Linked DNA regions of Mus musculus: all the other regions are linked to region 2. The links are chromatin loops, found by intact Hi-C in ENCODE. Cell type or tissue: heart. All regions are shown on one strand.

The links. Hi-C counts contacts between places; a loop is a spot of excess contacts. Peaks named below come from ENCODE experiments on the same cell type or tissue, not always from the same donor. Only the 100,000 strongest peaks of a DNase experiment are listed, where the experiment ranks them.
Region 1: it touches region 2 in a loop (2.1-fold over the local background); 2 of 42 quality-filtered maps call a loop at or near these places.
Region 3: a loop joins it to region 2, with 2.0 times the contacts of the local background. A loop is called at or near these places in 5 of 42 quality-filtered maps.
Region 4: it touches region 2 in a loop (9-fold over the local background); 13 of 42 quality-filtered maps call a loop at or near these places.
Region 5: a loop joins it to region 2, with 2.1 times the contacts of the local background. A loop is called at or near these places in 5 of 42 quality-filtered maps.

What each region holds. Positions count from the first base shown.
Region 1 is chr14:101,726,581-101,731,580 of GRCm38, reverse strand. It overlaps Lmo7 (LIM domain only 7), which reads right to left and starts at 1,653. Exons shown (of 31, transcript NM_201529.2): 1 at 1,356-1,653. The coding sequence starts at 1,424. Gm9922 (predicted gene 9922) reads left to right here and starts at 1,853. Exons shown (of 2, transcript NR_168926.1): 1 at 1,853-2,069; 2 at 2,192-3,981. In heart, a CTCF peak has its summit at 1,876; a DNase peak (open chromatin) is centred at 1,830; H3K4me3 peaks cover 1,884 bases; H3K27ac peaks cover 1,361 bases.
Region 2 is chr14:101,651,493-101,656,492 of GRCm38, reverse strand. It overlaps Uchl3 (ubiquitin carboxyl-terminal esterase L3 (ubiquitin thiolesterase)), which reads right to left and starts at 2,526. Exons shown (of 9, transcript NM_016723.2): 1 at 2,388-2,526; 2 at 2,274-2,285. The coding sequence starts at 2,429. In heart, no CTCF peak of the experiment used is centred here; DNase peaks (open chromatin) are centred at 2,412 and 2,792; H3K4me3 peaks cover 1,730 bases; H3K27ac peaks cover 1,201 bases.
Region 3 is chr14:101,932,433-101,937,432 of GRCm38, reverse strand. It overlaps Lmo7 (LIM domain only 7), which reads right to left. Exons shown (of 31, transcript NM_201529.2): 30 at 4,761-4,863; 31 at 2,740-3,537. The coding sequence ends at 3,515. Among named protein-coding and RNA genes, the nearest start is that of Lmo7, 210 kb to the right of the region's middle. In heart, no CTCF peak of the experiment used is centred here; no DNase peak of the experiment used is centred here.
Region 4 is chr14:101,515,250-101,520,249 of GRCm38, reverse strand. The region is part of intron 1 of Tbc1d4 (TBC1 domain family, member 4); the gene reads left to right. Among named protein-coding and RNA genes, the nearest start is that of Tbc1d4, 91 kb to the left of the region's middle. In heart, CTCF peaks have their summits at 1,237 and 2,724; a DNase peak (open chromatin) is centred at 4,009; H3K4me3 peaks cover 637 bases; H3K27ac peaks cover 1,266 bases.
Region 5 is chr14:101,939,988-101,944,987 of GRCm38, reverse strand. No RefSeq gene overlaps it. Among named protein-coding and RNA genes, the nearest start is that of Lmo7, 210 kb to the right of the region's middle. In heart, a CTCF peak has its summit at 1,953 (motif pointing left); no DNase peak of the experiment used is centred here; H3K4me3 peaks cover 322 bases; H3K27ac peaks cover 392 bases.

The DNA of each region.
Region 1 (5,000 bases), 75 kb before region 2:
TGTATGTGAGTGTGTATGTGTGTATTTGTAGGTATGTATATGTGTGTGTGTGTGTGTTTGTAGGTATGTATGTGTGTGTGTGTGAGTGTTTGTAGGTATGTGTGAGTATGTATGTGTGTGTGTGTGTGTGTGAGCATTTGTAGGTATGTATGTGTGTGTGTGTGTGAGCATTTGTAGGTATGTATGTGTGTGTGTTTGTAGGTATGTATGTGTGTGTATGTGTGTGTGTGTGTGTTTGTAGGTATGTATGTGGATGTAGATTCCGATGGGGGTTGGGGTATATACTTGGAAGCCACCATTTTGGCTAAGTCACACTGAATACTTCTGCCTCAGCAGCCCTGCCTGTCCTGGAGTTGCAATGGCTTTTTTCCACGGGTGCTAGAGACCCAAAAGCAGGTCCTCAAGCTAGTGGGACCCTACATGTATTTCTTTAAAACATAAAATAAAATGACTTTTAAAGAACTAGCTTCCCCTATATTCTTAGTAGCCTAATTTGAATTTTTAGGTAGATTGAGGGGCTGCAGGCGTGATTCAGGAGTAGCCGCTCTTATCTAGCATGTCCCAGGCCCTGAATTAAATTCCCTAGCTGTTGGATAAAACAGCATGTGGCACCACTAACTCCAAAATGACGTCAGGGTTGGTGTGGGCAACAATTTTATAACCATCAGTTATTCTGAGTCCCACTTTGGGAAGGATTCTTTTGACCCATCCGGAAAGTCACCTCATAAGTCTAGAGTTGTAACTCGGTACTAGAGCCCAGGTGTGGGGTGCCTTGAGTTCATTCACAAGCACAACCCACCTAGGTGGTCAGCAACGGAATAAAACAGGCTAGTCCGAAGGCGACCATGTAGAGACTATCTCTCCTTCGTGACAATAAAAGGAACAGAAGATCTTGTCTGTGAGGCACAGCTGGAAGAATAACAAGCCGTCTGTAAAGGAGCTTAGGATATTTTAGTTTCTCAACTGGAGAGGAAGAGAGCGGGAGAGGGAAGGATGGCAGCCCCCCAACTCTCTAGGCTCACACCCCGTGCTGAATACACTGGCTACCCAGGTGCGTGATAAGCAACTGCATCCCGAAGAAATGCGCCCGAGGTCCCCAGCCTAGCTCTGTGCCCCGCTTTTTGGGAAGTGCGATACCCAAACCTGGTGGACAAGCGCTGGGAGATCTGCAAGAAAGTCTGAGGAGGGCTAGGCATCAGAAGACTAGAGAGGGAAATTTTGCACTGTACCCAAAACTGCCTCTTTACTCAGCCTAGGTCACCGGACGGACGTAAGCTCAGATTGGTGGGAAACCCAAGAAGACTCAGGCACGGAAAGTGTAAATTCATCTGTAAAGAACTGGAAAAGACACTCACCTCCACCCATCTCTGAGCCTCTGCGAATGCAACAGAGCAATCGGCCTCGGCGTCCTCCATCCCTTCCATGTCTAGGGCAAGAGAGGGAGAGGAGCAGCTCAGTGGGTGCGCGCCGGGACCCAGAGCTCCCACGCCACGCGTCCCCCGCCCTTTGTAGCGACGTGCAGTTTGAGTTCAGGAACCTAGAAGAATTTGCAGGAGTTGCTTTCTCCAAACTCTAGAAATCGGCTCAAGTTCAGCCTGACTGGAGCAGGAGGAGGTGAAGAGGCAACTGGAAGCGGTGTGCAGAAGGAGCCGGGACTCCTGGGAACTTCAAAAGTCGCAAGCGCTGTCACCGCCCTCGACAGTAGCCCCGCCCCGGCCCACCCCCTACGGGCCGGTCCCAGCTTCCGTCCTTGCCCCTCGCCAGGGTCCTTGCAGCCACCTCTCTGGTCAGAATTATCTGGGCGGGGAGATGCGCCCCAGCCGGCATCCTTCCCGCCTCTACCCGCCTTCCCAGTCCCGGGCTCTCTCGGGAGGCGGCGCCCCTTCTGCCTGCGGCCTGACATACCAGGAATAGCTGCACACAATTGCACCTTTCCGGGCCAAGAAACTTCCCCCGCGGGGACGCGGAGCCACCAGGCCTCCACGCCACTACCCTCCGGCTCCACGGAGCTCGCTGACCGGTCCCAGATGCTGCGCGGTCCCCGCTACTGCCCCGGCTTCCGGCCGCAGGTGAGGGTACCGGCCTGGGCACTGGCGGCTGGTCCCCTAGTCTGGGCTGGCGTCGCTCCTCCCCCGATCGCAGGTGGGTCCGTGGGGAAGACCTGTGGCTTCATTTCCCCTCTCGCCTCAAGGGTACGGTGAACCGAAGGAACTTGGCTTTTCTCCCACCTCTCCTGCCTGCTTGGCCCAGTTCTGGACATTGGCCCGCCCTCCCCCGGAGAATCAAAACCTGTACCCTTCGTGGTGTGGCAAAGGTGACTGGTTATTCAGAGTGAGCAGAGAGTTTGAGTAAGTGCTCGGGGCCTGGCCAGCAAAGTGCACAGGTGGTCCAATGCCCCGCGATCTCTCCAAGGAAACTCTGGGGACTCTCTGGGCTCCAACCAGGGTACTTGACCTATGGAAGAAGATAAGATCAGCCCTTCTTTTCTGGAGGAGACGCAACATTTCATTCTTTTTTTCTTTTCTTTTTTTTTTCTTTTTTTTCTTTGTGTGTGTGTGTGTGTGTGTGTGTGATTAAAGAAATTTTCAAACGTATGGCAGAGAATCTTGTCTACGGAAACAGCCTAGCTTCTGTTTAATGATCATTAGCACTTGGGCTTATCTCACTATAGAGAGGTTTAAAGTAGGATACATTTCAGCTCTAAATATCCCAGGATACAGTTCATCTTTAACGAACACTATCCTGCAATATCATAGACCATTTTCACATGTAACTAAATAAAGCCAATAAAATTGCTAATCAACCGGGCTCGGATTTCCCTAGGATGCCAAAGCGTCCTTTGCAGCTGACTTACCTAGACCTCGAGGCAATCAGAGAATCTGCATTCCGTTTGATTGCGGATTTTTTACCCTAGAAGGGCCTCCTCCTCAAGCCCCTTCTTCCTTTTTTGGAATGGCATCGTGTGTTGAAAGAAACAAGTTGCCTTCTGGATTTGTCTTATGGCTTCTTTGTGGTGTCTTCACCACATTTCTCTCCCAGTACTTCCTGCCTCCTGGAAGTTAGATCTAAAGGCTGGGTTGGAACCCACTTGCTCTTGTGAATGAAGACCATCTGGATTGGGGTGATGGTTTCTGTTTATCCCGAAGCCTTATTTTTTTTTTTTTTTAATTGGCCTGCTGTAATCACTGGGTCTGCTTAGAAGAGCTGGCTGACAAACTTCAGGGATTATTCTTGCTATGGCAGGAGGCCACTGACTGGACCATCCCTCTCTGCCTGCTGCCTACACTCTTATTAGGCCAAACCCTAGAGGAGAGTGGGATGGTTAAAGAAAACAGGAAGATGTTTCTCTCCTTTTCTCTATCACAAAACTGCTGTCTTTGGCAAACATGAAGTAAAAACTTAATATAACGCGAAATGGTTTTATTTAAGGGAGCGAGGGAAGGGTTGATGTTTTGAGGCAAGCCCTCATTAGTGTAGGCTATAATGGCCTGGAATTCATGCCAATCCCCATACCTTGGTTGGCCAGTCCAGTGCTGAAATTACAAGTGTGAGCTACCACCCTGATAAAGACACAAAATATCATACTGAAATACATAGAATACCAGAGCTTCAGTATTGCCAGTGCAGCGGGACAGGAAGTTCTTAGGATTCCTATATAAGCACATGCTATCTGAAATGCCTCCTGTGGTCACAAGTGGTTTGAACAAGAAATGCCCACCCTAGACACAAGTATGTGAACACTTGGTCCCCAGCTGTTTGGAGGGGCTATAGAACCTTTAGGAAGTGCAGGCTTGCTGGAGAAGTATGTCGCTGGGAGCTGGGTTTGGGTGTTTACAGCTTCACCTTGCTTCCAGCTTGTGCTCTCTCTCTCTCTCTCTCTCTCTCTCTCTCTCTCTGTCTCTCTGTCTTCTGGGTGTGGTTAAAAAGCCTCCCTAGCTGTTATGGACCCTGAGGCAAAATAAACTATCATGAGTTGCTTTAGTCATGGTGTTTTCTCACAGGAAAATAAGCAACTAATACATTGCTGCAGAGCCCAATGTTTCACTCTGCAGGCAGCTGCCCAGGATGAGAAGTGCACAGGCCTGGGACCCAGAACAACTTAGGTTATCAGATACCAGATCTCCAGTTTCATCGTCTGAGAAGTGTGGAGACAGTAACATCTCAAAAGGATCATTTTATTTTTTTAATTTAATTTATTTATTTATTTGGCTTTTGGAGTCAGGGTTTCTCTGTGTAATACTGGCTGTCCTGGAATTCACTGTGTAGACCAGGCTGGCCTCAAACTCAGAAATCTGCCTACCTCTGCCTCCCAAGTGCTGAGATTAAAGGTGTGCACCACCACTGCCCAGTGAAAGGATTGTTTTATAAAACAATTAAATATGATGGTATTTGTAAAAGCCCATGAGTATACATACCACAAAAGAGGTATTCTTTTCTTTTGGGCACACTGTGTGTGTGTGAGCGCACATGCGCGCACACGAGCACACGTATCTGCTTTCACATACAGAATTTTCCTACTGAGTGGGGATGCCATTTTACTTGTTCAAATGAAGATATTGCAAGAAGTATAGAACCATGAAAATGGTTTAAAGTCAACTTGGCCACCAGCCACGGCTCATCTTAAGGAGTTAAGGCAGCAGGTTGACGACTCAGAACACCTAAGCATAATTCTTTGCTTCATTATTTCATGGAAATTAAATATCTGGGACCAGTGAGATGGCTCAGCAGGAAAAGATGCTTGATGCCAAGGCTGACTACCTGAATTTGATCTGGAAGCTCATATGGCAGAAGAAAAAAACAGATTCCTGTAAGTTGTCCTCTGACCTTTATACATGTGCTGAAATACATGTGTGTGCATGCACACACACACACACACACAAATACAAACATAATAAAAAAGTTAAGCATCCTGCATACATATGGTGCACAGCCATACACTCAGGTCAGGCACACAAAACAAGATGAGATGTTTAAATAGTTTAAAAAGTTAAGCATCAGAA
Region 2 (5,000 bases):
CCCTCCAGACCCACCGAGAAGATGTCAGATACACTGAGGTGCAGACCCACCGAGAAGATGCCAGATACACTGAGGTGCAGTGCAGCTACTCCAGACCCACCGAGAAGATGCCAGATACACTGAGGCACAGTGCAGCTACTCCAGACCCACCGAGAAGATGCCAGATACACTGAGGTGCAGTGCAGCTACTCCCTGAACTTAGTTGAGGATGTGGGCAGATCTTTAAACTGCATTCAATACATAGCAAAGAACTCAAGAATGAACTTTTAAAGCAATACCATTTACAAGAGCGCCTCAAATCATCAAATTTGTAGGTATCCAATAATCTTTTTCCCAAGAGCTATGTGCTCAAACTATCAAACACCGATGGAGAAATCAAAGACCTAATTAAGTGATGATCCACCTTGGTCAAAGATGACAAGATCCACTGTAGTAAAGACACACCCCTCAGAATATGTCTATCCAATTGCCACATTCACCAATCAAGTTTCTGTACAGATTGACAAGCATTCTAAAATTTATTTGGAAGGTAAAGCAATTAGAAAAGCCTAAACAATTCAGAAAAGGTACAATGCTGGCTTCATACAATTTGAGGACTTATAAAGCCACAACAAAGAGAACGATAACCGAAAGAGGAACAGACAGATCAATGGAGCGAAAGCTATCACATATATAGTAAATTGCTATCGCTAAAGTGTAAAAATCACTTTGCTTTACAGCTCAAATACACACTTCTTCTTATGCACAGAAGTTGGAAATTCTTTGAGATTTTTCTCTTGACAAAATAAAATGCACTAGGGAAAGAGATGAGCAAATTTCAAAGTCAAGAACAAAAGGAATTTGGCCTCTTCCAGAAAGGGTGCTGTGAACAGCAAGGCAACGGGGAAGTGCTGGCTTTTAAACTTTACACAGTTCACCTTACTAAGAAGATAGGAACTGATGCTAACAAAAATATATAACAAACCCACATAAGCTACAGGGAGTCAGGCCAGTGAGTCAAGGCTCCTCCCACCAGCAAATACAGAAGACCTGTGTTTAATCCCAAGGACCCACCTGAGGGACTGAGAGAACTGAATCTAGAAAGTTGTCCTCTGACCTCCACCCGAAATCAATGAAACAATAAATGAAACAAAATAAATGAAAACACTTTCAAAAATTCCAAAAGACAAAGGATGTCACCTCTAACATAAAGCCTGTGTGTTTTATACAAAGAATTTGCTAAAATGCTTTTAAAAAAACCGTTAAAAATAACAATAATAATAATAATAATTGGAGGAAGGGAGCAGGTTTTTAGGCAGCATTTCAATTCAGGCTGGGCTGGAACTCAAAATCCTCTTTACCTCAGCCTCCCACACGCTGATACTGGCAGACATGTACCACGATGTCTGGTCTCAAAAAAGCATTTTTAAACGTTGATAATAGATCTTTATCCTTCGGTTATGAGAAGAAAGATGGAAGAAAAGGAAGAAAACTATATAACAAACTAAGAGAACTGTTAAAGGTGAACTAAATCTGAGAGCAGAAAAAAAGGCTAATTAATACATATCTGTGCAAATATATATATATATATATATGCATTCCACCACCTAATTTGGGGTCTGAAAGGCATCCCAAGCCCCAACCTTCAGTATCCAAAACAAACTCCCTTTTAAGAGTAGCAGGTGGCTACGCATTGCAGGACAACCATTAAACCGGGCTTTGTGTGGTACAGGAGGCAAGGACCAGGTCCACCTTCGAAAGACGGGGAGAGAAAGGGGGCGTGGCAGGGAAGAGAAGGACCTCGATGGGGCAAGAGATGACTGAAAGGTGATTTCATTGTACAGGAGGTGGATGGAATTACCAGAACTGGGTGGGCAAGTTTACAAAGCCGGGAGTCAGGAAGTGTTGGCAAATTAGTCACCTTAGAAGGGACAGGGTCAAGGAACAGGATGGAACCCGCAACGGCAAGGAGACGAACCAAGATGGGGAAAGGCACGGGGTGGGGATACCAGGCGAGGGGCTACCAAACCTCAGACCCCGGGTGCCCCAGGCAGCGCCGGCGACGCGGGGTCCGACGGAGGGACAGAGGACGCTCGCTGCACCGGCATCTCCCCGAGCCAGGTGGTGGCCCGAGAGGGGCGGAGCCGCCCACAGCCGCAGCCTGGGGCCGCCTGCCCGCCCGGGATGAGATCCCTGGATCCTTGGGGATGCAGAGGTGAAGGCCAGCGGGGAGGCTGGCGGGGAAGGCGGGAAGGACTCCGGGGTCCGGGGTGACAGGCACCGACCGCACTCACCTGGTTGGTGACCTGAAACGAGACACAGAAGAGGGTTTAGCGACGCGCGCATGCGGGCTGGCGCCGGCCTCCCGACCCGCTCAGGCCCTGGCTGCGGAACCCGGCCGCGCTCACCTCAGGGTTGGCCTCCAGCGGCAGCCAGCGTTGACCCTCCATGACTGCTCCGCCGGCCGCTCTCCAGCTCTGACAGCCGCCACCACCGCCGCAGCCGCCGCCGCCGCCGCTTCCGCCCCCGCGCGCTCCGGCCGGCACCATCCAAACGCCGCCCCGAGGGGGAAACCAACGAATGGACTTCCACGACCCCCAAGACGCTTGATCTCTCCCTACGGAGACTCAGCCCTGGAGTTACTAATGAAGTTAAAAGGCAAATTAAACTGATAAGCCTGAGCCATGTCCTAGTTCATGAGAAAAAGAAGCTTTGATCAACGGTGAACTCCCCTCACACTTGGACTCTCCCTTCCCCCGAGCGAGCTCCCGAGTTCTACGCATGCGCCACCGGGCCGCGTGCTCGCAGGCAACCTCACCTTCTTGCAATGCCAACCAGAAGCTCTAGGGGGCGCGTCATGGATTCCTACTCTGTGAGAGTGGGACCGGTTTGCTAGCCTTAAGGCAGCCAAGCCAGAGGGGTTGACTCCTTGGAATCATGGTCTTCCTGCTCCTTTGTGAGGATACTGGAATGATATGTTGGCCTTATCTGTTATTGCACTGCCCGAGATACAGGTAATAGGTAAATGGTGGATATAGGTGATAGGTAGATAGATACTCAGTTCTGCTTGAGAAACAATATGGAGCCACTACAAAGAGGAAATCAGGCAATGTACTGTTTGGTACAAACTGAAGGACTTTAAACAGCATTTTGAAATCCATTCGCCATCCCACTAAATTTCAGGATGACAAATGTAATGATTTTGTTTGTTTGTTTGTTTGTTTGTTTGTTTTTCAGGGTTTAACTCAATGGCTAGTACATAGGAGATTTCTCAAGGGCTATTTGAGAAATGGTAGAGCACTTGTCTAGCATGCTTGAGGCCCTGGGCCCAATCTCAGTGTCACAAAGGAGAGAGAAGTGGAATAATCATGTATGCAGAAATACCATCTGTCAGTTATGTGGGGAAATGCAAAAACAGGAAAGTTGACACAAGGTAACATTTATGAAGACAGAGAAGCAGAAGATATTTCAAGGAGCAATCCTTTTGATATGTAGGAACCAAGAGTCATGGCAGGACTCCAGAAATTTGATCTGATATATATTACTATTCTGTATCGAAGAGAAGGATTTCAGGGAAAGGTTAGTTAAGAAGTGAGAAAAATATTATTATGCTGAATTTGTCCTTCTTGGGAAATTTCCAACTCTCCCACGCATGCTCTGGCTATTATTTTTATAACCCGGTGACTCTTGTAATCCCTTGACTCCTCCCTATTTGTCTGATGGCTTGATGCCATATCTGTCCAACCTCATGACTTGGTAAATCTGGCAATGCTGGGCTCATGATCGGTTAGCTGCAGTTGCCTGATCTCTTGTGGTGCTTGCTATAGTCTCAGTCTCTACTGGGGCTGTTTGGGGTGCCAGGGGAATTTTCAGACAGCCGCTTTTCTCCAGACTCCTGCAGTTCTGCATTTTGTTTCTCCTCTTAGTGCTTGGCCAATACGCCACACAACATCCTTATCCCTCTATCACGAGAATTTCTTCCCTGTTAGACATACCATGTCTGCTTCCTCATAACTCAACAGCAAACCAAAATACAATCCTACTAAAGTTTACCTTGAGACACCAGTGAGAAAACCAGGCTTAGCTAACACACCGTGGAGAATGAATTGTTGGCAAAACGCATAGGAGACCCCAAAGCATCCACACTGGAAAGTCTTCACCAAACATGGATGGTAGCAATAATGTGTCTTTTGCCATAGAGAAGTGGTCCTAGTACCCCACAGAACTGCGGATCCCCCCAAACCCTTGCAAACATATCAGACGTCCAATCTCCTTACTTCTAGTCTATTAGGTTAACTCTCACATTGGCATGGATGTCCCTACATAGTACAAAGAGCCTTAATCCTCAGACTGGACCATACCTATGAATGATGCCTGAATCTGAAGCACAGATTTTGACTCATTAAATGTAAAATGGGGCTCAAAATTCAGTGTCATCGCCTCCATCGTTTGAATGTCCCTTTGCCATATAGCTTTGGGTTGTTTGTTTGTTTGTTTGTTTGTTTTTATCTCCTAGGGGACAAAGTTCTATAATATGCTTTATTTATTGATTCTGGGGTTTTCTTCTTGCTAAGATCTCTTTGTAAATTCAACATGAATGTTGTAAATACAGCATTGCTGTATTTTTGCAGCCAATCACAGTCATGCAGGGACCTTTTCCACCCCTGAAATGAGTTTCCATGTGTAATGATAGTGCATGCCTCTAACACCAGCACTTGAGAAGTCAAGGTAGGAGAATCACGGTGAGGATTGGGAACTTAGGGCCAGTTGGAGCTGCAGAGTGAGCTCCAAGTTCATCTTAGCTATGTAGTGAGAAACGATCAAAGAGAGAAAAAGACAGAAGAGAGGAAAAATGAGAGAAAAAGACAGACTAGAGAGGTGAGAGGGGAAGAAAGGACAGGGAGAGAGAGGTTCATTTTCTTAGTAATCTATATTAGCCTAAAATTCACTCTTCAGACTGTTTCCACCAACACCAATCTTTTGTTATGCCAAGTCACAACATAACCTTTTAAAAGACATGT
Region 3 (5,000 bases), 280 kb before region 2:
GGATGTAAAAGTGCTATTTAAAAAAATAAAGTCCCAGCAACAATGCATCCTATTAGACACCAAAGGTAGCTATTATGCTGTTAATCACTGAAATTCAGACAGTTCCATTTGTGGTGTTAGAGATTAGAAATCACTCTGATACTGAGGAATATTTCAAGCAAAGTACTAAGATTAAATCCTTAAACAGAACAAATTTAGCTTCCACAATACTTTCCTTCCTTAATTTAGTATCAAAGATGACTCACACTTTAACATACCTATGGAGTGAAAACTTCTTTTATGATTCACTATGTTCACGAATACTTGTGACTGGAAACACCTTCTAAGCAATATTGAACCAAGAAGCCATCCCTTCTAACTTCTCTCCCACACTTCTACCACTGCAGGGAGGCATAGTTTGTACTAGTTTCTGTAGAACAGAGTGAATGTTAGCAAATGCCACTCACACACGCCCTGAATGATTCTCGATGATTCTGCAACCCCATCTTGGCTGTTGCTTGGCTACAGATTATCAATCTTGTCTGCTTTGCCCACTTAGCCCACAAGTCAGTCATTCAGCTTAGAAATTGTCCAGCTGTAATTTACACACACACACACACAGAGAGAGAGAGAGAGAGAGAGAGAGAGAGAGAGAGAGAGAGAGGGAGGTTATGTGGGTAAAAGGGTACCACCATGCACTTATGGACTGTTGGTAGGGATGTAAATTAGTCACCATGGAAATCAGCATGGAGATTCCTCACATAACTGAAAACAGAATGGCCATAGGACTCAACCATACTATTCCTGAGTTTATGCCCAAAAGAACCAAAGGAGATATTTCTATTGTAACTCTGTTCATAAAACTCAAATTATCAAATCAGCCTAGGTGTTCACAAACACGTGAGTAAAGAAAATGTGGTATATATACACACAGTGGTGTTTTGTTTGCCATAAGGAAAAATAAACTATTATTTTAAGAAAAGAACACAGGGGTCGGTTGGTACCTCAGAGAGTTAAAGATGCTTGCTGCCAACCTAAATGGTAGAAGAAGAAAACTAGCTCTGTGGGCTGGCTCGCTTGCTTGCTTGCTCTTGCGCGCTCTCTCTCTCCTCTCCCTCTCTCTCTCTCTCTCTCTCTCTCTCTCTCTCTCTCACACACTCACACACACATTCACACAGTGGCACTACATGCTCACATTCTCACGTACACACACACACACACACAATGTACAATAACTGCAAATGGAAACCATCCCATTAAATATCAAATGTTTTTTCTTATTTATAGATGCTACATTTCATATACAATGATATTTTACATATGACATGAAAGTAGAGGTTCTATTGTCTGGGGAGAGGAGGGGACATTGAAGGGTGAACACAATCAAAGCATATGATACTCCTAGATAAAAGCATCCTCATGAGACCCATGACAGTGTGTAATAAAAAAAATACCAATAAAAATTAAATAAAAAGAAACAGAGACTTAGGGGTATAACCTGGGGTAGAATGCTTGAGTAACATGCATGATGAAAAGGACTTCCAGGGAGTTTAGAGGTCAGGTGGGGTGGGGGAGGGGGTGTGGGATGTGGAGCAGTCAGAGGGTGGACAGGGAGGGGCGGGAAACAGAATAGCGAGTGTAAAAACTGAATTACAAATAAAATTAAATAAATTTAAAAAAGACTATGGAAAACTCAGCCAGTGTTAGCTAAGTCGCAGGATAAACACGCGCATGCCGAATGAGTTCAAACACTGGTGCTTTCGTTGGCGTTTGGAGCTGTAGGCTACGTTCCAAATGCTATGGGGAATTTGGCAAAATGTCCTTAATAGGTACATATTACTTTAATAACTGGAAATAAAAAGAATTACTCAGCAACCAAACACTCTGGAACTGATTCTTATTTTCCTCCCGTATTAACGCTTTAGTATGTATTTTAAGCCTCCTCTAACATAGCTCTCGCAGTATTTGCATTTTTACCAAGGAGCCAAGGGTCCTTATATTTTTATTCAAAGCTCACTAACATTTTATATTAGCTATTTTTGATCCATATTTCTTGTCTTAAAGCACTGCTTTTGCTCTAGATATTTTTCCAAACTCCCTAGGAGAAAAAAAAGAATAGATCTTTAAAAGCTGATCCAACAGCCACTTCCATTGCCATAAAAGCACATTCAAAATCATAACATTATCGGAAATAAAATTATTGATTAAGATTAAACTTCTACAGAACCATCGTGGTTGTGGGAATAGTGTAGCAGGAAGTCACACACCAAAACTTGCCAAGTTATACACACTGAATATAAACATATGCAGTTTGTCTTATGTGTCAATTGCTCCTTAGTAAAGATATGTAAGATGTAATAAAGAAGGTGTGCACACTTAAATAGAATTAAAAGGCATGAGAGGGGGCCTTGGGGCAGGGTCGCCAGGAGGATAGCTTGGTGCTCTTCAGGGCCTGAGCTCAGTTTCCAGTGCCATAATGGATGTCTCTCATCCACCAGCTCCAGGTAACCCAACACCCTCCCCTGGCCTCCACAAACACTCACGTGCCTGTGGTACACACACACACATATGACACACACACAGACTCCATACACATACACACCCACATACAGATGCCACACACACACCTGCCACATAATTACCTTCTTACACACACATACACATGCCACACACACAGACACCACACATACATACACACCACATACTTTAGAAACACAAACGCATTAAATAATTAGAAACAATAAAGAGTTTTAAAAAGCATTCCTTAAATGCATCACCAAGTTTATTTACAAAGGCAGCGGAACAGAAGAGCTCACGTGTTTCTGGAGGAAATCACTGGTATACAAGCCATGGATATTTTTCATTACTGAAAGTAAACAGCCCTCTCCTGGCATTTGCTTAGCATCAACAGTCCTTGTAAAGAAAATTGAGTGCCCTCCTCAAACCAATAAAACATTACAGAGAGGCAAAATTATTTTTCAATTGGATTATTTCCGTGTAAAGAAAACCACAAAAGAAGCAAATTTATGAGTGGATTTAAGTGAAATTTTTCATATGGATCCACATTAACTTAGAATACATTATAATAAACAAACACAGTTACACATTTATATTAACTATTTCAAATAATGTTTAAGAACTTAAAAAATTAAAATAAAATACCTTCTTCGAAAAACCACTAGAGAGTCAAACGAGATCATTAATCATATGAGTATGAGAAGGATTTTAAGTTCTTGAGCTTTGTTTAGTTTTCTTTTCCACTTGTGCTTTTAGGATGCTGAATTTAAAAGGTCAATACTGCACTCCTCCCCCCCCCACACACACACACATAATTACCTTCTTATAAATAAACAACAAAAATACAGGTCCTACCAACACCACAGTGTTCCTATGTCATTTAACGAGGCAATGATTATTCCTTTAAAAAAAAAAAAGAGGGGAAAAAACCATCCAGCATTTTTTTTTTTATAGCTCTGCATCAGTGACAAGCGCCTCCTCTTCTATCTGCAACAGCGCTTTCGAATGGGGGTTTACATCACATGGCGGTTGGCCGTCCAGCTGATTAGGCAAAGGAGAGAAGAGAGAAAAGCACTCAGATTCAGAAACGGGAATGTCAGCTCAAGGGAGTTCATAAGCAGTCGTCACTCAGAGTGGCCCAGTGAGGTAGGAAGAGTTACCTGCCGCTTAGTCTTAGGACAAAGGCAGGCAATTGCAGCCTCTGGGGTCTAGAATTCTTTATTTGTAAAACACAGAGTATGAATGAACACAAAAACAAAACCTTCAACTCTCTGTTACTCGTACTGAAGGAGAGAAAAGGCGTGAGCAGTGGTTCCAAAAATCAATTATGTTTGGCTTTGGGTTTAAGAGAGAAAAGTGCACACACAGACACACTGCCAAGACCCCATGCCCAGCCTAGACATTCTCCCACCTTCAGGGTCAGCGTTCCAGGAAGGCCTGGACAACCAGGAAAGAAGTTGCTGACAGATAAAAGAGAGTTGACCGGTTCAAATCATTTTCAAACACTCTGCACATAAAGGACCGCATAAATACCTCTGAGTTCAAAAGCAATAGGTTTGTAGATACCACTTGTGCCACCCTTTCACAACAAGGAAGAAAAACGTTACCAGCATCAAGGTTCAAAACTATATATATACAGCAACAGCTGCTGTCTTCCTTACTGAGGCTATAAACAACACACAACAGAGTTATGCTACCCTACACTATGAGATACTCATAAACACATGCTTAAAAAGAAAGTAACACTTATTTTTTTAATTCAGTAACACTGAAACACCATATAGACAGAATTAAAATTCTCTTTTTCAAAATTTTATATATGAATAATACATGGTTATATAGTAATGCAAGCATTTTCAAAGTTGATTACATTATAAATCACATTAAGGTCTTATCATTAGATATGGAAATAAGTTGATGATGAAGATGAAGCCTTAATCAGGAGGCAGACCAAAGTCTGTTCAGAGGACTTGCCTTAACCCTGTATCCTGTTTTCCATGAGGTATTAGAAGTTTCTCCAGGATCTATGCAAACCAGAGTCAATGTCCCGATTTCTGGATACAAGCCCCTCCAGGTCCCCAACCCCACAACCCTCTCCTGAGTGGCTGGAACTCATTGCACAGCCTCTTTGAAGAGGATCTGAGCCCAGGACCCTATGACAGGGACTCTCAGGAAGAGGAGGTAGCTCAAGGCTCAGGGAAAGACATAGGAACCCGTGGTCTCCTCAAAAGACAAGAAATTTTCTCTCTGATTTGCTCTCTTACATTTGAATCGGAGATAGCAGTCATTGCAGTAGAGTTGGTGGTTTCGGATTCTGACTTCAGCTCCTGAGGAAGAGCCTCCGAGGTCACACCCACAGGAGACACACTGATAGACAAAAAAAAACAAATATATATATATATATATATACAATTAGTTAACTACAAAGAGCCTGGAGCTCTCTCAGAAGATGAGAGACACAGGGGATGATGGGATATACGGAAGTGAGCAAGAGGATTATAGGA
Region 4 (5,000 bases), 140 kb after region 2:
GGACTTGACCTGACAAAAACTTCACTTCCTTTTTCCCTTCAATTTCTCTTTTCTTCTTGGTTTCATTTCCTGCTACTGCAGACTAACTCTGTCCTGGGAGAACATATGGACACCTGTGGTACCCAGCTAACGTAATGGCTGGGGGCCATCAGTGAAAAATGACTGCATGTCATCTTCCACTGTGGTAATGTTAGGGTACATCTAAAGCAGACCTGGTGGGACTGAATGAAACCTGTCCAAACCTGTCACCAGAGTGGCTTCTTGTGCGCCTTTGTGGGGGTAGATTTGGATTGGAGACGGTACAAGAATCGACAGCACCAAGTTTGATCTACATTGTAGTGGATGCTATTTAGACGTTACAGTCGTGTCTACCACAGCTAAATCCCTCACGGATATTTTTCAGAGTTGTTCACACATAGACATAGAAACCCTCGCTTGCTTTGAGTTTGGTTTCGGGTGTGAAGTCTCTCAGAGCATATTCATCTTCAATAAACATCTCTTCTTTGAGAAGGCTGATGAAATTGAATTTTGCCCACAGGATCACAGCGTGCACACTCATTATTAGTGACCATTGAACAGATTTTATTCATTTCTTCTATCTTAAATCATGTTGGTTGCAATGCTAACACCAAAACACTAGCTTCATTAAACCTAGTACCAGAGATATTAAGAAGATGTTCAGGTATTCTTTACCCCCCCCCCCCATGTGTGTGTGTGTGTGTATGTGACTGTGTGTGTGTGTTCAGGTGTGGATGCTAGGATAGCCTACCTAGCATTCACCACACGCCTTTCTCTCTGTGTGTGTGTGTGTGTGTGTGTGCATGCTTGAATGTGTGTGGATGTCACGATAACCTAGCTGGCTAATGAGCCCCTGGCACCTGCCTGTCTCAGTCTCACCACTGCTGAAATTACAGGCAGGCACCTCCATCCCTGGCATTTGACTGACTTCTGGGGACCTGAACTTGGGCTCTCTTGCAAACACCACTCACTGAGCCATTTCCCCAAGGCTTCTATATTCTTACAAATATGATAGTGTTACAAGTCAGTTTAAATTTCTGAGGAGAAACTGAAGGACTTAGAAATCCATAGCCAAATGTGTGGTATTTATACAGTTCCATAAGTAGAAATATCTACTTGAGGTCTTTGATTACACTGCTACAGAACATATTAGGAGTTCTGCTGAATGGGAGAAGCAACCTGCCAAGAGAGCACAAGGTAGGCTGGGGCCTCTTGTGGCTGGGAGGTGCACTCTTTCAGGTGTCTCTCAAAGCAGTTTCAGAGATCACAGAGGTAGAGGCTTATTGCTTGCGACAGTGTGTATTGCATTTATTAATTTGATGCCAGATCTGTAAAGCACATATAAGCATGTTATTTCTGGAAAAGCCCTTTACGGTACCAAGCTGGTTTGTTGTTTTCTACCACCAAAGGTGACAGGAGGAATCATGTCCTTTGAGCCTCCTAATGGTTAGATTCTCTTCAGTGGAGTGGGAAGAGGAGGTGGCTTTGTGCTTTCTAATGAACACTGAGGAACCCCTCCACTCTGCTGCTATGAGAGCCGACTCTATGTTTTCTGGTTAGAGCTTCCCTGGGTGATTGATGTTGACTGTGCTCCCAGATCTGAACGTGTACTGACAGCCCCAAAGGCAACCTCGCTGGAAGCCATCGCACTATTCATTTTTAACATACTGGCGATAACAGTATCAGTCACACTTCACCTCGACCCCTGTTTTTCAGAGGAGTGAAGTTCTACTGTAAGGGTCAAGGACAGGGTCATACCGAGCTCCAGTCTTAATTGGGACCGTGGAGAACGCAGCAGTCTTCTCTGACCCACGGAATGTGCCCTCGTGGGTCAGAGAGTCATCTGGCTGCTCGTGGCTGCCCTCCCTGCCCGCCTATTTTTGGAGACAAGGCAATTGTGTGTTTTCACGTTATCTTTCAGTGATATGGAGTTAGGATCGTTTTTTTGTTTGTTTGTTTGTTTTTGTTTCTGTTTTTTGTTTTTCGTCTTGGAAGAAGAGGAGCCCGTGCACCTTTATAGATTAAAGATATTGTATGCAAGCAACTGAAATCTCTGGAGAAGAGGGCTTTACAATGTGAAAGATCTGTTGTGCTGTTATGAATGTCTGAAGCAATGTGGCACGCCAGGACAGAAATAGGTTTCTGAGAAATGTGTGGTGTGTTTGTTTCCTGATACCATTACAACTCTATCTACTGATCTCAGCGAACTTGGGGTGTCCAGATTCTCTCTGGCTCAGCACTTGCCCCCTGGCCCCCATTCCGTTGCACAATCACGGCTTGCCTAAAGCCTCCACTCCTCTTGAGTTCAGACATTTTATGAGTTGAAATTTATTAACTGTCCCCTCCGTCGCTTTGTTTAGAAGGCTCTATATTTTCATATACCCTGATAAAATGCCAAGACATATTTTCTTACTATGTTTATTATGCTCTCTGTGAACATATTTAACAGGTTCAAGTCTATTAAATCCTGACTTTACGATAATTTTTTTATTCAAAGTAACCTTTCTTTTTATTAACTTGCTAATTGGTTTGGCACACTTGTTTAATTATTCAAATTTACAATGATTTGCTTCTAAGTGGTTGATTTTATATCTAAAACGGTCTAAAATAAGAGCAGTGGTAATGACATTTTACAAACTATTTTTTTCAGTATTATTCTTTTGCAGTTGTATTACGGTAGTCCAGGTGAAAACACTCCCCCTCGTGGTCATTACAGTAAATGCGGGCACTAAGCATTAAGTACATTTTCTGATCAATAGAATCAACTAATAGATTGGTTCACTGTGTTTTGTATTGGTTGCAGGGACTTGCAGCATTCAGAACCATGAATTTCACAATGCCATGATAGATAATAGTAATTCACAGTGTTTCATAGTCCTGTACGCTGTGTTGCTACAGTTAGAAAACAGATGGACTTTTCTGAGTGCATAAGAAGTTTCACTCTCATGAGTCAATGACTTTGCCTTTTGAAAATTGTATCTATATCAGAAAAGAAATAAAAAATTATTTTTCATAAGCGACACAAGTAAGATGCAAAATGTTCTCTCTTACCGTGTAAGTATACACAGACTTACTGCAAAATGCATTTGTGATGTTAATCTTCACTGTTCTCCCAACTGGATTTGGAGTTACCTAGCAGACACACCCCTGGGCCTGTCTGTGGGCGTGTCTCCAAGAGATTTAACTGAGGAGCGAAGGCCTGCTCTGAATATGGGTGGTACCTTCCCAGGGGCTGCAATTCCAGAACAAAGGAGAAAGCAAGCAGAGGAAAATTCGGCTTGTTTTTTCTTGTTTCTTGCTGACTTCAGGTACAATGGGGCTAGCTACCTCCTGCTTCTTCCTTCCCTGATTGACTACATCCCTTCAAACTATGAGCTAAAATAAACTCTTCCTTAAGTTGTATAAGTAGATAATTTGTCATGGCAACAAGAAAGGGAACCAATACAATACGTCTTAGAATAGCTCCCTGTAGGCTTAGGGTTTTTTAAATCCCACTTTTAAGAAGGGTTTTAAAACACTTCAATCTCCCGCCCTCCAAATACCATGTGAGTCTGCCTCAGCAAAATGCAGTGTGAGTCTTGTTCAGCAAAAGACCATGTGAGTCTGCATCGCATTACAACCAGAAACTTCCACTTTAGTCCCCAGCCACAGCCTATGCTGGGAGCGTAGTTTATTTCTATGCCTTCATGTAGGTGCCGACTCCAGCTTTCTATTTGCCAATGACCAGATCTTACCCAAGATATTTAAGCTCTCTAGTAAAACCTTCCATTAACTTGTAATTGCTTCCGTGACATCTCAGAAAGAGTGACCTTAAGATATCAAGACAAGTTTGCCTTGCAAGTTGGCCTGTAATCACTTTGAATTAAATTCAATGTCTCACCTTCAGTGCCGTGCTGAATCTTCCTCCCTGTCCTCAGCTCTGCTCATGAGCTGCCTTGTGATTTACAGAGGAGCTTGCGGGAGTGGAAGGAGGAAGTCTGCTACCCACAGCGCCATGCCTGCCCACAGCGCCACGCCTGCCCACAGCGCCATGCCTGCCCACAGCGCCATGCCTGCCCACAGCAGCACTTTGCAGCCCCTGCCTCACTCGCTGAACTATTCCCACCTCCGTTGTGTTGTCTCTTCCCTTTTGCCCACGTACAGACATTGTTCCTGCGGCTTTCTTCATCAGAAGCCATCATTTGAATACTTTTATTTGTAACGTTTTCCTTAGGTTTATTTTATTGTTTTGTGTGTGTGTGTGTGTGTGTGTGTGTGTGTGTATATTATTAGTGTTTGGCCAGCATGTTTGTCTCTGCACCAAGTGTGTGCCCGATGCATGGCGAGCTTCAGGTCCCTTGGAACTGGAGTTACAGATGGTTGTGAGCTGCGATACAAGTGCTGGGAATGGAAGTTGTGTCCTCTGGAAGAGCAGCAAGCAACAGCTGAGCCAAGTCCTCAGAGCCAGTCTGTCCCTGTTGCTTCAGGCTTTGTTCCTGAATTTGTCTACCCTAGTATGGCTTTTGCCTGCTGCCTACACAATGTGTGTATGTGTGTGTGTGTGTGTGTGTGTGTGTGTGTGTGTGTGTGTGTGTGAGAGAGATGAAAACCACCAATGACCCCAAGCATATTGGTTATTCCGCTTTTTCTGGCCTCAGGGTCTTCTCTGATGCTTCTATTCCTGGTTCTTGATGCAGTTCCCTTTGTTCACATGTCTTCAGTCTTCCTCACTTGGATTGGTATGCACTTGGAGTCATGGGAGGGGGCTGGGCTGGGGAATTTTCTGTCTGTTTCTCTCTGATACGTGTGCAACACCTTTTTCCTTTTAAACTGTGTCACAGAGTAGAGGTCAGGGGACAGCCGTGGGCATCAGTTCTCTTGTTCACTGCAGAGTATGTCAGGCTAGCTGGCCTTGGAGTATTGGGGCAGCTTATCTCCACTTCCCATCTCATGGGGTCTTAGGATGACGTATGTGTACTCCCCTGGATGACTTGGCTTCTGGG
Region 5 (5,000 bases), 290 kb before region 2:
GGGGGACCTGGCTAAGCTTAGATTTAAAGATTTTTCTCTGTGAAATGCCAGGCAGCTTTGTAATGAGTTTTACATAGCATCCGACCACTTTCTTTGTAGAGAACCGGCTTCCAGGAAACGCTTCTCCTCCTTCAAGTCGCTCTATCCACAATATCATCTTTGCAGAAAGAAGAGGGCAGAGCCAAATGAAAAGAAAATGTGGTACCCAGCTTTAGAAAAGTTTGGCCATAGGAGGAAAATCAAACTCAACATGAAAAACACCAGAAGCAAGGCAGTGGGGACAGTCTTACAGACTCTTAGTGAAAAAAAGGAAGTTTAGGGATGCCTCTCTGGTATTGCAGTTTTCAGACATTGACAGGGCATAATCCAAATGTGTGAAGCTGAAAGAAACAGAGCACCCATCAGTATTTTGTTCAGCCATGCTAACAAAAAACTAAACTATTTTATTTTAAAACATACTATTTCCTTATCGAACTGTACACTGTCTCTAGAAGAGGCCAATGAATTTCCACAGGCATCAGCGTCTGTGGTCTCCCTCTGCTTGTCTGTGTTTTCTTACCCATGGTCTTCAAAGCAGTTGATTCTTCCCTCCCTCAGTAAAATGTACAGTGCCCACTCCTCTGTCTCATGAAGATGTCTGTTTAGCCATCACTGGACTCAGGAATCCAAGACAATCCCCATAGAGACTAGAAGCTCACCCATTCCCCTCCACCTCGCCCGCTGCACTCGGCAGCGCTCACCTGACATTAGTACGGCTCTCCCTATGCTCCATCGAGGACATTTCTGTTTTTCTGCATCACAGAGAGCAAGGCCTCCACGTAGTGGGTCTTCATTACTCAGAGGTTAAAAGATAAGGTTAACTCCTTCAGAACTGGGGCTTGGCTTTACCTGGCTTCACTACCAATGACCAGCAAACAATTCCCACACTTCAAACTGTTCCAAGAGGCCATGGTAAGAGTCTCCGACCACCCTGCTCCATCTATCCAGTCTATGATTCATTCCTTTGATCTACAGGACACGGGTTTCGCATCCACACTCCATGAGCCATCTTGGTAATCAAGCCAGCTGTCAGAGCTGCATAATGACCATAGGGGGCTGATATTTCAGACTTCTACTTAGATATCCAGAGAAAGACCGCTGTGCACCATTCACATCTGTAAACACACATCCATATGTAGATATATGGAGATGTTTACATATTTAGATTGTTTTTTTATGCCCAAACAAATGATAGGGTTACCAATCTGCCTAAGGGGGGGTACTCAGCCCTGGGAATCCAAAACAAAGGGAGAACCCAGCAATTACACTCCTGTGTTTAATGCCTTTGCCTACTGGGTTGACTGTTTTGTTTGGGGGTAGGGGTTACGGTTTTTTGTTTTTCATTTTGATCACAGGTAATTCTAGTATTTACACATCTCAAAGATGCACTAGGTTTTTTGTTTGTTTTGTTTTTGGAGAGGGGGTGGATGATTTTTAAAAGATTTAAAAAAAAACCAAACTGGAAGTGTTTTAAAACCACTGTTCTAGAGAATTGACTTTCCCACAAAGAAAATCAGAAATGGCTGCAACCACACCCCACTGCAAAGACTGTGGTCTCAATAGCTGGGAGGGCATTGCGACTCCTGAAACACCATCTCCACGAAACAGGGCAGCTCTGGACTACAGTGGTCCAGCCCTGCTTGCTAAGCCAGAGAGAGCCTTGTTCTCCCAGCACACCCTTGAAGCTCAGAGCTCCAAGCCAGAGGAGGATGTTGCTGCCCTCCAGATACTTGTCCTTTAAGAACCATGTTAATCTTTTAGCCCGTGTCCTGTAGGACTCAGTGCTCAGTGCCTGGACTTCTAATATGGACGAACTTAGCTGTGCAACATCTGTCTTGTAAATTACCAGCCCTTAAAAGAAAACGGAGGGAGAGCATTTGGCCTCCTTCCTGTGTCCACACTGCCACCTAGTGTTCAGAATGCAGAAAAGAACTGCAAACTGCAAACTGAAAACTCCCAAAGAAAGGGCTTAGAATGCTACTGCAGACGTGCTTTTTCTTACGGACTTTTGAAAATTCTACCCATTCTCTCTTGTCTCAGCAGCTCAACATTTTACAAAATAGAGGGGATTTTTTTTTCTTTCAAAATTATGAAAAATGGGCTGAAAAGATGTAAGGTGATGACTTCCCCAGTTCATCTTACTTTCTGTCTTTTGTTTGGCCAGAAACACTTGGACCTCTCCATTTTTAGTAATGCATTTCAGTTGTTTTTGTTTTGTTTTGTTTTGAATGCATATAGCCTCCAATGTGCACATTTAACATATTTGTTCCCACAAAAATCATATTACATATTATTAAAATATGCTAAAGATGAAAGAAAAAAGCAATCTTTCTAAATCTCGTGTGTGTGTGTGTGTGTGTGTGTGTGTGTGTGTGTGTGTGTGTGAATGTGTGTGCACATGTTTGAGTGATAGCAGATATGAGTGTGACACTGCACACTTGTGGAATTTGAACACTTGCAAGTCCACGCCTTCCATCTTGTGTGAGACAGGGTCTCCTGCTGTTGGCCTATACCTGGTTACACAGCTCCCAAGTTTCCTGGGCTTCTCCAGTCTCTGCCTCTTTTCTAGCCTTAGGAGGGCGAAGATTGTAGACCTAGAGGTGCGACCACAGACAGCTCTTTCCCGGTTTCCAAACTCGGACCCTAATTACCCTTACAACAAGCAAAAAATGGTATTTGGGGCTCTACTAGATGTGTGGCCTTTAAAACTTTTCTCAAAAATATTAGTTGCAAATGAGACTGGTTACTTGTCAAACATTTACTTTCCTCCAAAAGACCTCTTAACAATGAAGACTTTATAAACAACGAATTTAAAAATGGCCTACAATTTTTTTTTCAAATAGGAGTTATTTTTCACACATTTTAAAATTGGTCTCTTTACCTTACAAAGAAATGATAAAGCTTACTTAACTTTTAAGTTTATGCTAGAAAACAAAGACCAGGCCACTCGTCAGTGAGCTGGATAGACAGATTTGAAATGCTTTTTGTAGAGGAAAACACAGAAACCTCAGCTATTGCCAAAGGAAATCATGAAAACAGCCATCAAACACTTGCTAAGAAAAACCATGGCCAATTCCTATCTGTGTAGACAGTGCTATTACACCCTGGTAGGATCTGGCTTTCAGAAAACTAACCACCTTTGGGGATTTCTGGCTTAAATTCCATTGATGATAAAAACCTGCAATAAGTGGAACAAAGCTAGTACAGGGGTAACATTATTCTGGGAACATCTTATTCTGAAATAACGATTCAGCCAATGGACAGGACTGCATGATTTTACTGCCAAATGTCTTTAATAGGGAAGTAATCCACTGTTGTGTATCCAGCCTTCTAGAGTGCTTTCCTTTTCATTGGCTCACAGGGAAGTCATTTTTGGATTCCTCACTGGGTCATAAGTTAGCAAACTCCGGAAGGGATGGAGACATCTGCACTGTAAAGCCACCCTCCACACTGAATTATTAGTTTCCACGTCTGTTTCTTCGGCAACATTTTCTGTGCTTCTTCCAGTAATATTCACTGACAAAGGACTCGCCATGTTCTTTTCAATACATAGTTGCTGCGTTTACATCTTCTCAGGAGGACCACATCATTGACTTTGACCAGCACTGTAAAAATGAATTCTTCATCTTCCTCATGTGCTTCACTGCTTTGCTGGCAGGGAGATGCAAAGAGCAGATTGCAAGTCATGGCGATGTGCTCAAAGCTAAAGACCAAGGGCAGCACTGCTGCTAAGCCCTGCACACTGTGCTTCATTCCCAGTCAGGTCCTGAGATGCCTGTGTAGTGCATGGGTGACAAATGGGACTGTCAAAACCAGCATTATGTCAGCCTCTATGAGATATTGGGAAAGCTTAAATTTTCATTTCAAACATTAAAATACATGTAAATCAATGTTTTAATATTTAAACAAGTTCTGCCATCCTCTGCCTAGAATCGGACGACCTCACAGCTCATTCTGTATTCTACTCACGGAGCAGGTGACTTTCCTTCCAGCGAAACAGGCACCACTGGGGTCACAGAAAACACGTCTGTCAACCGACAAGCCCACGGAGACCACAGGTGCCTTTTTATTATCTTTTGGGTAAGAGTATGTATTTATAAATATGACTTCATAAACACTAGTATTTATAGTTGGAACTACACTAATCTCCCCTCAAAGAAGCAGAACCGTGAATGAAATAACATTAATTCATGATTTTTAGCTGGCAAATATCAAAGTAGTTATAAGTATACTGAATAATTTCCCCCAAAACTGTCTCATCCAAAGCTGTAAAATGTGTAAATAAGCACCCCAGACTGTCAACTTTGTAGATGTGGGGAGTAGTAATGTTTACACAAGAGCTTTGAGCTAGGACCAAGGGTGGGAGCGGAAACTGACAATGGCTAGACCGTGTAGCACACACCCTCCATCCGTGCTTCAGTGAATGGTGATGCTTCTAGCATCCCTGCAGAAACCAGTGGAACACACACAGGGCCTACAATGACTCATTGCACAGTCGTGCATACATTGCCAGTGCTCAGTGGCTACCTGTTAAGAGGAGAAATCCTTACCTGGCTGATTTTAATCTGAAAAACTTGCAGAGCATAGACTGAATTATGCTTGAAAGCCTCTCCCTCAGAGAAAATGGGGTTTGACCGTATGGGGAGAAGAAGTCAACTGTTCACAGCTGTACTTAATAATGTGAAACCGCCATGCACTGTCCTACTTTGGACAGTTCTGACATGTAGAGAGTGCTCAACACGCCCTGATATGAATTCTGTAAGGCCACTTTCATCTGTCTTCCTGAGACAAGGACTCAAGCATTGTGGGCATTCTAACCTAAGTCTCAGACAGCCTCAGACAGGGCGTCTCACGGCTCAGACATCCTAAATTGGATTGGAAGTAAGAAGAGCTTTCCATTACTCAAGGACTTGAACTCAAAATCCCTCAGACCAACTCCAAAGGACTTTCCCTGAGTGCTG